4 separate regions of the Homo sapiens genome follow, and regions 1, 2 and 3 are each linked to region 4. The links are chromatin contacts, found by Hi-C in ENCODE. All regions are on one chromosome and are shown on one strand. Each heading gives the region's core, a stretch centred on a gene start or an enhancer-like site at or near the end of the contact. The rest is flanking DNA. Distances are from core to core; before and after follow the strand shown.

Evidence for each region. A loop is a pair of places that touch in the nucleus more often than their neighbours do. Pooled maps may share reads with other maps.
Region 1: a pooled map shows a loop between it and region 4 (7-fold over the local background). The contact joins the promoter of ASNSD1 here to the promoter of ITGAV in region 4. A Hi-C loop is called at or near these places in 5 of 50 pooled maps.
Region 2: a pooled map shows a loop between it and region 4 (8-fold over the local background). The contact joins the promoter of PMS1 here to the promoter of ITGAV in region 4. A Hi-C loop is called at or near these places in 7 of 50 pooled maps.
Region 3: a loop to region 4 is called in a pooled map, with 10 times the contacts of the local background. The contact joins the promoter of NCKAP1 here to the promoter of ITGAV in region 4. A Hi-C loop is called at or near these places in 6 of 50 pooled maps.

Annotation. Positions count from the first base shown.
Region 1 is chr2:189,659,986-189,662,742 of GRCh38, reverse strand. ASNSD1 (asparagine synthetase domain containing 1) reads right to left here and starts at 1,284. Exons shown (of 6, transcript NM_019048.4): 1 at 1,133-1,284. ASDURF (ASNSD1 upstream open reading frame) reads right to left here and starts at 1,284. Exons shown (of 4, transcript NM_001353493.2): 1 at 1,133-1,284. The coding sequence starts at 1,222. RefSeq lists an enhancer at 1,037-1,226.
Region 2 is chr2:189,783,045-189,785,909 of GRCh38, reverse strand. PMS1 (PMS1 homolog 1, mismatch repair system component) reads right to left here and starts at 1,460. Exons shown (of 13, transcript NM_000534.5): 1 at 1,317-1,460. ORMDL1 (ORMDL sphingolipid biosynthesis regulator 1) reads left to right here and starts at 1,571. Exons shown (of 5, transcript NM_016467.5): 1 at 1,571-1,641; 2 at 2,787-2,865. RefSeq lists enhancers at 1,043-1,092, 1,643-1,872, 1,883-1,942, 2,033-2,112, 1,398-2,284 and a silencer at 1,453-1,502.
Region 3 is chr2:183,036,920-183,040,021 of GRCh38, reverse strand. NCKAP1 (NCK associated protein 1) reads left to right here and starts at 1,565. Exons shown (of 31, transcript NM_013436.5): 1 at 1,565-2,030. The coding sequence starts at 1,923. RefSeq lists silencers at 992-1,643, 1,376-1,965, 2,026-2,145.
Region 4 is chr2:186,588,412-186,591,305 of GRCh38, reverse strand. ITGAV (integrin subunit alpha V) reads right to left here and starts at 1,250. Exons shown (of 30, transcript NM_002210.5): 1 at 783-1,250. The coding sequence starts at 967. LOC124906105 (a long non-coding RNA gene) reads left to right here and starts at 1,410. Exons shown (of 2, transcript XR_007087465.1): 1 at 1,410-2,316. RefSeq lists an enhancer at 768-827 and a silencer at 958-1,187.

The DNA of each region.
Region 1 (2,757 bases), core at 35-2,534, 3.1 Mb before region 4:
TCTATTTATTTTGTGAACATGACTGATTACATAGTATCACAAGAGCCTCTAAAAGCAGCTTTTATCATATTTGTGCTACCTCACACACACCTCAGGGATCTGTAACCACCAGTATGCGTAAGTGGCTTGCTATGGTGGTAATCAGAATGGGCTGTGTGTCTTTTGAAAATTCACCCCCAATCCCCATGAATGTGCACCTTTCTGTCTCCCCCGTTGGCAGAGCTGTAGTAATGAGGTTGAATTCCAAGGCCAAATTTGTAAACATTCTTTGAGACTTAACATTTATACAGGGCTTTCCCATTTTAGGAATGACAGGTGTACATTTCACTTTACTTCAAAGAAGGTAACTGATACAGAAAGATTAAAGAGACTTGCCCAAGATGTCATTGTAAGTTTGGGACAGAACCAAAGTAGAATCTAGGACATGTAATACCTGAAGGGCTATAACCCTCGCCACCCCCATTTATCTTTAAAGGTTGTTTGTTTATGGCAGTTAAGGCTTATATTATATTGGCTTCCTCTCTCCCCCAGTTTGGTATGAGTGACAACCCAATGCGTGTTTTAGGACCATTGCTCTGGTTAACGGAGAAGCAGCAGCTAACAGGTGGATGAGGAGAGACCGCTTAGGAAGGCCTTGCCGGGGGCAGGGGTCCCGATAGCAGATGACGGTGGCTTATTTGGGGTGGTAAGAGTGTTCACGGTGATAAAGGGACATATTTGAAATGAGCTTCAAAGGTAGAACTGATAGGCTTCCATGATGGGGGTCAAGGATGGACCCCGGGTTGCTGGCATGGTTAACTGGATGGAGAATATCTTTGATGGAACAGATTTGGGGTGGGCGGTATTTCCAAAAGTTTAAAAAGACTAGGGAGGAAAACACCCAACCAAAACTCCGCCCCACTGTCACCTGGGTCCAGTCTCGGGACAAATTTCAAGATCTCCCTTTTCGCAACTGTTTTCAGAAAATAAAAGGACTAACTGTGGCTGTCAAGTGCTATGAATAAAAAGAGCAAAGTAGCAGGGCAAAGCCGAGGCCCAGGCAGGCCCCACGCTGCCCGCTGCGGACCACCTTCAGGGTCCAGTGGCGCCCGGTCCCGAGTCCAGGAGCCTTTTCGTCGCGTCTCACACTCACCTTGCTGCTTAGATCCTCCTTGTGTGGGGTCGAATTGTCGGTGGGGATCAGCACAGAGCTGTCCTCTGGTCGCGTCCCTCGGCTGGGCATTTCCACCGAGCGCAAGACACGCGGGATGGCTCAGCCCTGAAGGAGCCTACGGCATTAGCCACAGCGCATGCGCGCTTCCAGCCGCGCTCACCCTTTCTTTTCCCGCGAGTCTTACCAATAGCGTCTGCGCGCTCACTTGAACGCATGCGCAGGCCGGGTCTGGCCTGGGGAGGAGTTTCGCGCCTGCGCATGGCTGCTTAGGGAGCGAGTAAACAGTCTGGTTGCAAAATCTGAGGTTCCTGTACTGGCCTCTTGTGGTTGAGATGCAGAAACGCTCAGGTGGTTTCTTCATGACCTCTTATCTAGTATACTACGAGTTCTGTGCGCCCTCCAGTGGTAAATATGAAGAATAGTCGTGCAATAGAAACAGCGCTTAATATGATATTTATTATCTAGGGAAAGATGAAGCTAAGGAACAGATTTAAGAGATACCGTGTTGGCAAAAGAACTGTACAGACTTGGTAAAGTTTTGGTTAACTCGTGGTTAGGGTTGCCGGATAAAATACAGTATGAACTTCAGATGAATTAATAGTTTTTTAGTGCATCTATGTCCCGTGCAATATTTGCAATATCTCATTTCTGTGGAAAAAATGACTAAAACTTGGAAATAGGCAAAAGAGATTTATTTACTGGATGCTCTTTCAGTGCTGCTCTGGACTTGACTTTATTATATTGACTGGGCTGTTTTACAATTCTGTAGGGGCAAAGGTTAACTTTGGTAGAGATTTTGGTTTGGTAGAGATGCAAATAATTTTTTGTTGTACCAGATACCAACACAGGTTATGATTTATTGTTCTGCAACACATTAGTCAGTTTTGTATCTAACCCTGCATTCTGTCCTAACATTTCTTTATTAACATATGCCTAGCTTCTCTAATATTCTGTATTGGTTTTAAAGTCATCGGTTCCCTCACTAACCAATGAGTTGAATAAAAGTTTGACATGTATATATTTTATGTTCACATTAGAGACATGATTTTAGGTTTTTGATAATTATACTATATTATTGGAAATCTTAAGTTTCCACAGAGATGCCCAACTGGATTTATGTGATGAATCAAACTATCTGGCGAAAGAAATGTATACATCATGGGTTGTTTAAGGCCAGGCATGTTTTTTATTTGCTCTTACAGAAAACCCAAGTGGTTATATATTTTTCCTTTATAATTGATTTTTAAAGATTGTGTTTTCATTTCTGATTTGTACATTCCTGATAAGTTATTCAGGTATAACTTATACATTACTGATACATTGATAGCAGCAATGATTGGGAGTTTGGTTTTGTGGTCTAACCATTTGGTGGTATCTGTTGGATGATGGACGTCTAGTCTCATTGGTAGAGAGGTAGATAGGTGCAGTGGCTCAAACCTGTAATCGCAACCACTCGGGGCTGAGGTGGGAGGATTACTTGAGGCCAGGGGTTCAAATAAATAAATAAGAGAGGTGACAGAGAAGCGAGTTTGTAAGTCTTTTTGTTTATTGTTTGTGAGCTCAAATTAATTAATTACTTTTGTGTCCACTGAGAGGGAAGGAGG
Region 2 (2,865 bases), core at 211-2,710, 3.2 Mb before region 4:
CAGGTGATCCGCCCGCCTTGGCCTCCCAAAGTGCTGGGATTACAGGTGTGAGCCACCGTGCCCAGCCAACTTGTCTCTCTTAACATGGTGACACTCACTCCTTCCTCAGCTCACATGGTTCTCTCTCAGCTGACTTCTAATCATCCTTCCAGATTTAGTTCAGTATCAACTCTTCAAGCCTTTCTTCCCTGCTGCAGCCTCCTTTCCTTCACCTGCCAACAGATTAGGTATTCCTTCCCCTGCAGTCCCCCTTTACCTCATTTCTAATTAACCTCATCACAAGTTACTCTATTAATATGTGTTTCTGTCTGTTGCTCCTGACTCAGAGTTCTTTGAGGACAGGGGTTTTATATCAATCACACATCGCTAGCATAGCCCCTGGAATATAGCACTCTATACCATATGTGTACCAAATGGAAGGGTTTATATCGGGCTTACAAATCACAGCAAAGAATGTCTGGGAATATCAGGATAGTCAGTCTTCCATATTTGCTGGGAGGGAAAAGGAACACTTCTGAAGAAGTGCTGATGACCCGGAAAGTCAGTTAAGGACAACAGGTGTGCCTAAAAAAGAAGTAAAGATCAGAGAACTCACAGACTTCCATTAGAGAGAACACAAAGAAATCATTTATTTAAAGATCAGACTAAATCCAAAACAATTAGGTTCACAAAGCCAACAGAAATGCAAGATACAGACATACACAGCCAACATTCTCTTAAGTCAATTTCAAAATGTTGAAAGCTATTTCGGCAATAAAAATCACAAACTTTCTGCACTGCCAAGGTGAGGGAAATTACATTTCAAAGGCGATTCCAAAAAAACCTAATCAAGACTTTCCTCAGGATCAATTTTTGGTATTCACATTTCCTTAGCATGTAATACAGGTGCCTGTCTTCGGCGTACGGATAAACCCAGAAGGCCAAGAGCAAAAATCGTGATTAACTTTAAAGAGTTTAACTTGCACCCCTTGTATGATGCCACAGGATACAATACTATAAACCGCCACTCACACAAGATGAGTTACAGTTGCCATGGGTTAAATCTGCTGCCTGGAAAACAAATTTTAAGTCCTCCACCCAGAAGGGTCTGGGGAATGGGACGCAACAAAGACCAAGCCAGAACACCCCGGAGCCCAGACCTGCTCAGAAAACGCGTTCCACGTGTGCGCGCCCGCAAGCCCGGCTTCGCTTCCCGCCCCGCGGGGAGCGCCCTTAGCTGCCCTATAGCGTTCGCGCCCGGACCAGGACGAGTAGAGGGGACGGGGCCCTCGAGCCATCGAGGATATAATAAATACCCGTTAGTCACACCACACTACCTTCCTGCTAGCGCGAGGCAGGCAATTACCATCCACTAGCCGCAAGCAGCCAGCGTCTCACCCGATGCGCAGGCCCAACCCCGCACCCGCACCCGCACCCAGCACGCACGCGCGCGGCAGAGCGGGTGCAGAGAGCGCGGCACTGAGTCCCGCCTCGCCCGGGGGCAACGTGAGATTGGCGCTGCTCGCAGCCAATCCGCTGGCAGCGAGTCTGTCCGGGAAAGCTTCCGCAAGCTGCGCAGCGCCGGGCCTGAGGGCGTGTATCCGCGGCCGTAGCAGCCGGGCTGGTCCTGCTGCGAGCCGGCGGCCCGGAGTGGGGCGGCGGGTAAGTGGGCACGAACGCGGTGGACGCTGTACAGTCGCCTTCGTCGGTAGGGAACTGCTGGCGGCCTAGGGGTCGTCCTGAGAGGGAAAAGCGGGCTCCGGCTGCATCTGCGGCGCCCTGCGTGGCCGTAAGAGCCAAGTGGCCTCAGAGGCTCGCCCCCTACGCAAATCCTCGTTGTCTTGCCAGGGTCCTGACGTGACGTGCGGCCGCGAGAAGGAAGGGGCGGGTTGGGGGAGGCGCTGAGGTGGTAGCAGCGGCGGCTTTTGCTGAGTTTTCTCTGGCCCAGAGCGCTCGGGCTGTCGGTCTAGCAGGGGGGACTCCCCTGAGGGGCCGCTGCGGGTCGCCGTCTTCGGAGGCACCGGCGAGGGCAGAGCCAACAGCCTCTTCACGGTCTGTAAGGTCATTGTTTGCCAGTCGTGGGCAGCGCGGCAAACCTGCTGGGAAAAGGTTTTCTGGTTGGAATAGGATGAGTACCGCACCAGCTTTGCCTTCCAGCTGAGATGTAAATTTCAGGCCTCCATCCTGTGGAACGTGGGAAAACTATCTTGAGTGTTGGCATGTTCTAAGTATGACATAATAGTTTAATGTATGATAAATCATGGGTGTTTAGACGAAAGATTTACACATATAAATTGGAGGCTTTAGCGGTCTTAGTGTAACTAACTTTTCGTCCCCTTAACCCTTGATGCCTGTTCTATGGGTCTCTAGAGCGGAAGGAGCATTATACTCCGGAAACATTTGCTGGAAGGGGTTATGAGAAATTCCTCTCTGTATGCTAACTCCGTAATACAAGCGTTTGTGTATTTTAAAATCACAGCTGTTCCAAATATAATCTAGCCTCGTTTTCCCCCTCCGTCGGATGATAGGTGTTCTTCAGGACAGTTTTATTTTAAGCAATTCTTAGTCTCAAGTAAACACCATCATTAAAAGAACTGAGAACTATTATCAATTCTTCCTTTGGAGTCCATCTTCAATGGAAAGGAGAAGGGAAAACCTTTTTTAAAAAGAAGAAAGAAAACTGAAGTTTTTGATTTGACTAGAGAAATATTCAGAAGACTCCTTATTTTCACCTAGTTTAATCACAAAATTGAGAAACAAACATTATCCCTTGACCATGTAAATTTTACACCACATTATGTCAACAGCATGTACCTTCCACATTGAGTATTCAGAAAGAAGTGATCTGAACTCTGACCATTCTTTATGGATACATTAAGTCAAATA
Region 3 (3,102 bases), core at 316-2,815, 3.6 Mb after region 4:
AAATGAGACAATCTTTTATTGGTAGCACTCTGTAATTCTGCGTCTAGACTTAGTTATTTGTAGTCTCCCTAAAGGAGCACATATTTCCCCAATGTTCAACATTTTTAAATTTTCTTATCTGGCTACCCCAAACCCCTCCTCGCAGCCTCCCCTTCTCAGGTCTGCCCTTACTATTCCAGGCCCCACAACCTTGCCTCCTCTAAATTAAAATGTTAACTATCAGGCTGAGAAGTAACCAGATAAATTAAATTCCTTGACCAGTTAATGACTAGTAATAGCTCGACAGATGATCTCTCTGAAGTGTTTGTATTCTTAAGACTCTCTAGGTACAAAGCATTCATTCAAGGTACTGCAGCTTTGTATATAGAATTTCAGGCACACTGGCAGGTATGATTATGACTTCTTTTGGTGGGAACAGGACTCTTTTAAATGCCCCTTAGATTAAATCCATTCAGTCCACTCCTTCTTTCTTGTTGGAATATTAAAATGAAGATTTCTTTACGAATAGTAGATATAGTAGCTTTAAAAAATATTTTAAAGCTATTCATTACAATTTCCTTTTCTTAAAGAGTTTTGATAAATCCAGTGATGGCTTATTACTCTTAGAATGTCTTATTGAATGTGGCGGGACATTTTGTTACTGACTTAAAATTAATGAATATAATATAAAAAATTAACATATCGAGAAAAGGCAAAGCCAAAAATATTAGAGGCCTGAGTCCTCTTGGCTGAAGTTTCTCACCTCAATTACGTAAGTCCTCAGTTAGTTCACTTTTGGAATCATGTCTAATACATTTGACAAGGGAGTAGCCTTGGAGTGTCGCTAAGAAGAAATTGATCAGGAAAAATGAGATGGCAAAGAAGAATGTTTCCAAGAAGAAGTGGGATTTAGGGTGGAGGCTGTAAAAAAATGGGAGCGGTTCCTTTAGGCATTGAACAAACATTTATTTTTTGCCTTCCACATGCCAGGACCTACTGCGTCTCCTCCGGATGGGTGCTCCTCGCCGACAAAGTCTAGATTGTGATTATCTCAAGGACTTGAGTTACCCTCACTTCCGACCTCCTCTCTCACAAACTGGTTCCAGGCGGGGAGACTGAGGATGGGCTGGGGAGGCTGGCAGAGGCGATCCCCACCTCGCGGAGCACAACATCTGCTGTGTTCTGCGGCGAGCGCCTGTCAAGCAGTGGGAGGAAAAAGCGCTTGGAGCCACCAGCCCACTCTTAAGCGAAACTCGCCTGGAAAACACCCCGCCTCCCAGCAGAGTTTCTGCCGGTTTCTTTAGAAGGGTGGTGCGGAAAAGCAACTTTTGGGAACTTGAAGGAGTGGGGTGTGGGGCGAAGTGGAAAGAGCACACAACGCGACCCCACTCAGTCCCCGCTTGGGACTCCCATCCCGGCATCAGGCGTAGTGGGCGGTCCGGGCCAGGGCCAGGGCCAGAGCGGCGGCGGCGAGGCCATGCCGAGGGCCCGTCGGCCGCAGTTCCCCGTCCGGCCTCGCGGGGGCGCCGGCGCTGCCGATCAGGTGACCGAGGGCCCGTCCGGGGCTGCGGGAAGCGGCCTCGTTCTCAGCCGCCGGAGACGCCGCCGCCGCCGCCGCCGCCGCCACACCTAGTGGAGCAGCCGGGGAAGGCGGCTCGTTGGGGGCTGGGGCGGAGAGCGCCGGGGGTGGGGGCGGAAGGGCGGCGGGCGGAAGGCAGGAGGCTGCCGGGGCGCGGGCTGCTGCGGGAGAAGGGGCTCCGAGGAGTCCGCCGCGGCTCGCTCTGTCGCCGGCGCGGGATTGGGGCGCGAGGGCCATGGGCGCGCTCTCCTAAGGCGGAGGTCGCGGGCGGGAGGGGAGGAGGCCCGAGAGAGGCTGCTGCGAAGGCCGCGGGCCCGTGACTGGGCGCGAGGCGGCCGGCGGCGGCGGCGGCACCAGCACCACCATGTCGCGCTCAGTGCTGCAGCCCAGTCAGCAGAAGCTGGCGGAGAAGCTCACCATCCTCAACGACCGGGGCGTCGGCATGCTCACCCGCCTCTACAACATCAAGAAGGTGCGCACGGGCCGGGGAGGCCGCGGCGGAGGCGGGCGGGCCCGGGAGGGATGAAGGGCAAGGGAGGCCGTGGGGTGGGGGCGGCAGGAGGCGCCGGGTGTAGAAATCTCGGCGTCGCCGCCCGAGGCCCGGCCCGGGGTCGCCTGGATGCGCCGCGGCCTAATGCGGAGTCCCGGGCGCCTCTCCCTGTGGTTCGCCGGCCGGCCGAAGGCAGAGAAGCCATTTCCCGGCTCCCGGCGGCGGGATCGGGCGCTGGGCCTCGCACGGGGTGGGGGCGCCGCTGGGAGCCGGGAGCTGTCCCCTCCTCGGCGCCCCCGCCCCCATGATGGGGCCCATAGGAAAGGGAGGGTGGTGGGTGGGCGAAATTCTAGGTGGGTAGGAAAACTTGAGTGTTCCATATTCTTACGGAGATGGCAGCAGTGAACAGGGATTACACCCCACATCCCCATTTTTTGGTGTGGGAATGTGGGTAGAGAAGGGCTGATTGGATGAATCCCGTATCCCCTCCACTTTGCCACTTTATTTTAGATTGCTAAATAAAAAGCCATTGAGAGTGTGTTGACGATTTGGGATTATTTCATTTTGAAGGTGGAGAGGAGGGGGAAGTGAGGGTGGAACCAATTTTCTGAAATACTTCTAGGCTGTGAGTCACTAGAACTGGAATAACAACCTTCTACTCTTTCCCCTGTACTCCTCCTCATGTTAGATTTTCCAATACCATTTCTTAAAGTTCGGTGTCTGTACAAAATAAAAACCGTAAAAATGTTGCAATTGCTGCTGATTTATAGCATAGTCTGATAATTTGAGCAACTATAGCTAATAGGCCCATTTAAAGGCTTTTACATGTCCTCAGTACAGTAAGGAGTGGAAGACCACTGGAAGTTTAGAAAAGTCCATGTAAAGATAGAACAAATAATTACATTCATTATCGTAGGACAAAACAACAAAATCTCTCCCCTTAAGGCAAGGTTGGTAAGTTTTAAACAATTTGATAAAGAGAAAAAGAGATATTTGGAAAATTTAGATCCATCGAGTTTCCAATGTGTCTTTGATGTCATACCTTCATAACTAT
Region 4 (2,894 bases), core at 1-2,500:
GACGGCCCTTGCAACGCGGAACGTTGGCAACTTGAAAACATAACTGAATTATTAAATACTGCAGTATTCAAATGACCTGCAGCGAGTGAAAACTCAGCAAACACCCTTGTTCCTTCTGAACAATGACCTAAATAGTGAATCACTATAAAAAGAACAGATGACACATTCAATTCATCTGTTCAACCTCAAATGTGCAAATGTCTGACAGTCCCAGAGATAAGACACAATGAATTCAATAGGACAGTATGGTCATTTTAAGTCATCAGAATGTCTGCAAAAGGAGTAAGGAGAAACAGAATCAGACAGAGGCGGAAAGAGTGGGGGAGGGCTTGTTTAGGGAGACTGAAAAGGACGGGCGTTAAGCCTGTAAAGCAGAAAAAGGCTACCAAGAAGCCTAACTGGTAGAGGAGAAAAAGAAGTTCGGGGATGATATTGACCAAATCCTCGACACTGGCACAGGAGGCGGGGAGTCCGGCAAGACCAGCCTTTGTTGATTTCCCACTTTCCCCGATTTTTAAGCACAGGTCTGCTTCAAAGCTCTCCCGCTGCCCCTAACCAATTTTAAGAGGTGAGAAGCGGGGTGTAACTGGGTGATGGGTACCAAAGGGAGTTCATTTCCCCAAATATTTCCTCCACCCAGGATATAAACCACTCTGAGAGGTAGGATGGGTGAGACAGACAGACGCCGGGATCTCTCGGAAATCAATCCCAATGGAGAAACGCTGGGTGGGTGCGCGCGGTGGGGGAGGGGGCCGGCTCCAGTTCCAAGTGCGGCCACTTACGAAGACGCGCTGGGCACGAAGAAATCCACGGCGAAGCCGAAGTAACTTCCCTCGGGGCCAGAGTACTCGGCAGGACTGTCCACGTCTAGGTTGAAGGCGCGGCACAGAGGTAGCAGGAGTCCCGAGAGAAGAAGCGGGAGGCCGCGGGGACCGAGGCGCAGCCGTCGCCGCGGCGGAAAAGCCATCGCCGAAGTGCGCGCGGGACGCCAAGCCGGGAGCGGTAGCCACCTCCCCCCGCCCCAGCGAGGCGCCCAGTGCCCGCGGCCCGCCGCCTGCGCGCGCCCAAACTTGCCGGCCGCTCTCTTCTCGGCTAGCCCGGGACAGCTCCGGGGCAGGCAAGAGGGCTGAGCTTCGGAGCGACCGCCAGGGACGAGGGGCGCAGAGCGCGCGGGGCGGGGACAGCAGCGCAGACGGTCCTTTGCTTCCCTCCGGCTCCGCCGCTCCACGCAGCGTCTGAGGCTGGGGACTGCCGGGGTGAGCGCCGCACCTCAGGCCTGAGAGCCGCGGCGGCACTGGGAGGAGACCTGGAAGGAGGAGGAGCCGGCCCGGGAGGCTGCTGTGGAGCTGGAGGAGGAAGTGGGGGAGGAGAGGCGCCCTTCTACAGGGGAGAGCTCAGCGTACTTCCGTGAGTGCAGTCGCCGCCTGTCCCGAGACCTGGGCGTCTGTGCAGGGGCCCCCAGCTCCTGAGCCTGGGTCAGCGGCAGCGCTCCTGGACGAAGGCCTCAGGCTGAGCACCTGAGGAGGCGTGGGGGCGGGGGCGGGGAGATACGGTCCAGCGTCCCAATCTACCCGCGTCCACGGGAGTAGCAAGGGCACCCACGTTCCCTTGTCCCGCCGGGAACTTCCGTGCGACTGTTGTTTAAAAATGAGGAAAGCTTTTTATCAGTTTCTCGTGTTTCTGCTGCTTAGCCTGGCAGGCTCTCACGAACGAAACCCTGTTAATTAATGGTCGTTAATTACACTCCATTCCACAAACACTGAACTTAATTACGGATTTCCAGAAAGCCAGCATAGCCTCTTGCAAGTGAGGTATGTAAAGCTTAACTTAGTAGTCAAAGAAAGGATTCGCAGGGCAAAGAATTGGCAGTGATCGTTTTAAATCAAGTCAGAATAATCGAAGCCTTATTCCCAGTTTGTTAGCTGCGGTTGTATGATTTAGAAACACTGATTTGTTGATTTAGGATGTTTGGATAGACATAATTTCAGAGCTGGAAGAAGGACCGCACACCGGTGAAATAAGGCCCCGCGTGCTTGTTTGCCACTGGTGTGTTTCATCAAGCCTTGACAACACTGGACTGAGAGAGAGGGCCTTGAGGACAGGAACCTTGACCTTTTTCTTAGTGTTCTTATTTCTAGCACCTTGCCAAGCAGATAGTAGTCGATCAATAAAATGTCCAATCAGTGAATGAATAGCAGACGAAATGAGCAAAGTGCCCAGAGAAGTGACTCTTCCATATTTCAAGTGTTTCATGTGCTACAGAATCTGTTGAACAAGGTGAAGTTTAAGTGCATTGTGTGGACTTACAACTTACAAGTAAGTACTGGAACAGTAATTTCTGTTTTCCCAAAGTAACTATTAAAACTCAATCATAATATACATTAATAACTATCAAATAATCCTGTGAAAGGATATGTATATAAATGAAAGTGAAATGCCTAATTCGAATTTGTAATATTTATTGGACCAGGTCCAGGTGCTCATGCTGGCAATCTCAGCACTTTGGGAGACTGAGGCAGGAGGATTGCTTGAGACCGGGAGTTCCAGGGGAACATAGGGAGACCTCATCTCTACAAAAATTTAAAAATTAGCTGGGAGTGTGGTGCATGCCTGTAGTCCCAGCTATGCCGGAGGCTAAGGCAGGTAGATAGATCGCTTAGGCTCAGGAGTTCCAGGTTATGATAAGTCATGAGCCTGCCACTGCACTCCAGCCTGAGTGACAGAACAAGACCCTGTGTTTAAAAAAAAAAAAGGCCGGGCGAGGTGGCTCATGCCTGTAGTCCTAGCACTTTGGGAGGCTGAGGCCGGCAAATTGCCTGAGCTCGGGAGTTCGAGACCAGCCTGGGCAACACAGTGAAATCCCGTCTCTACTAAAATACAAAAAATTAGCCGGG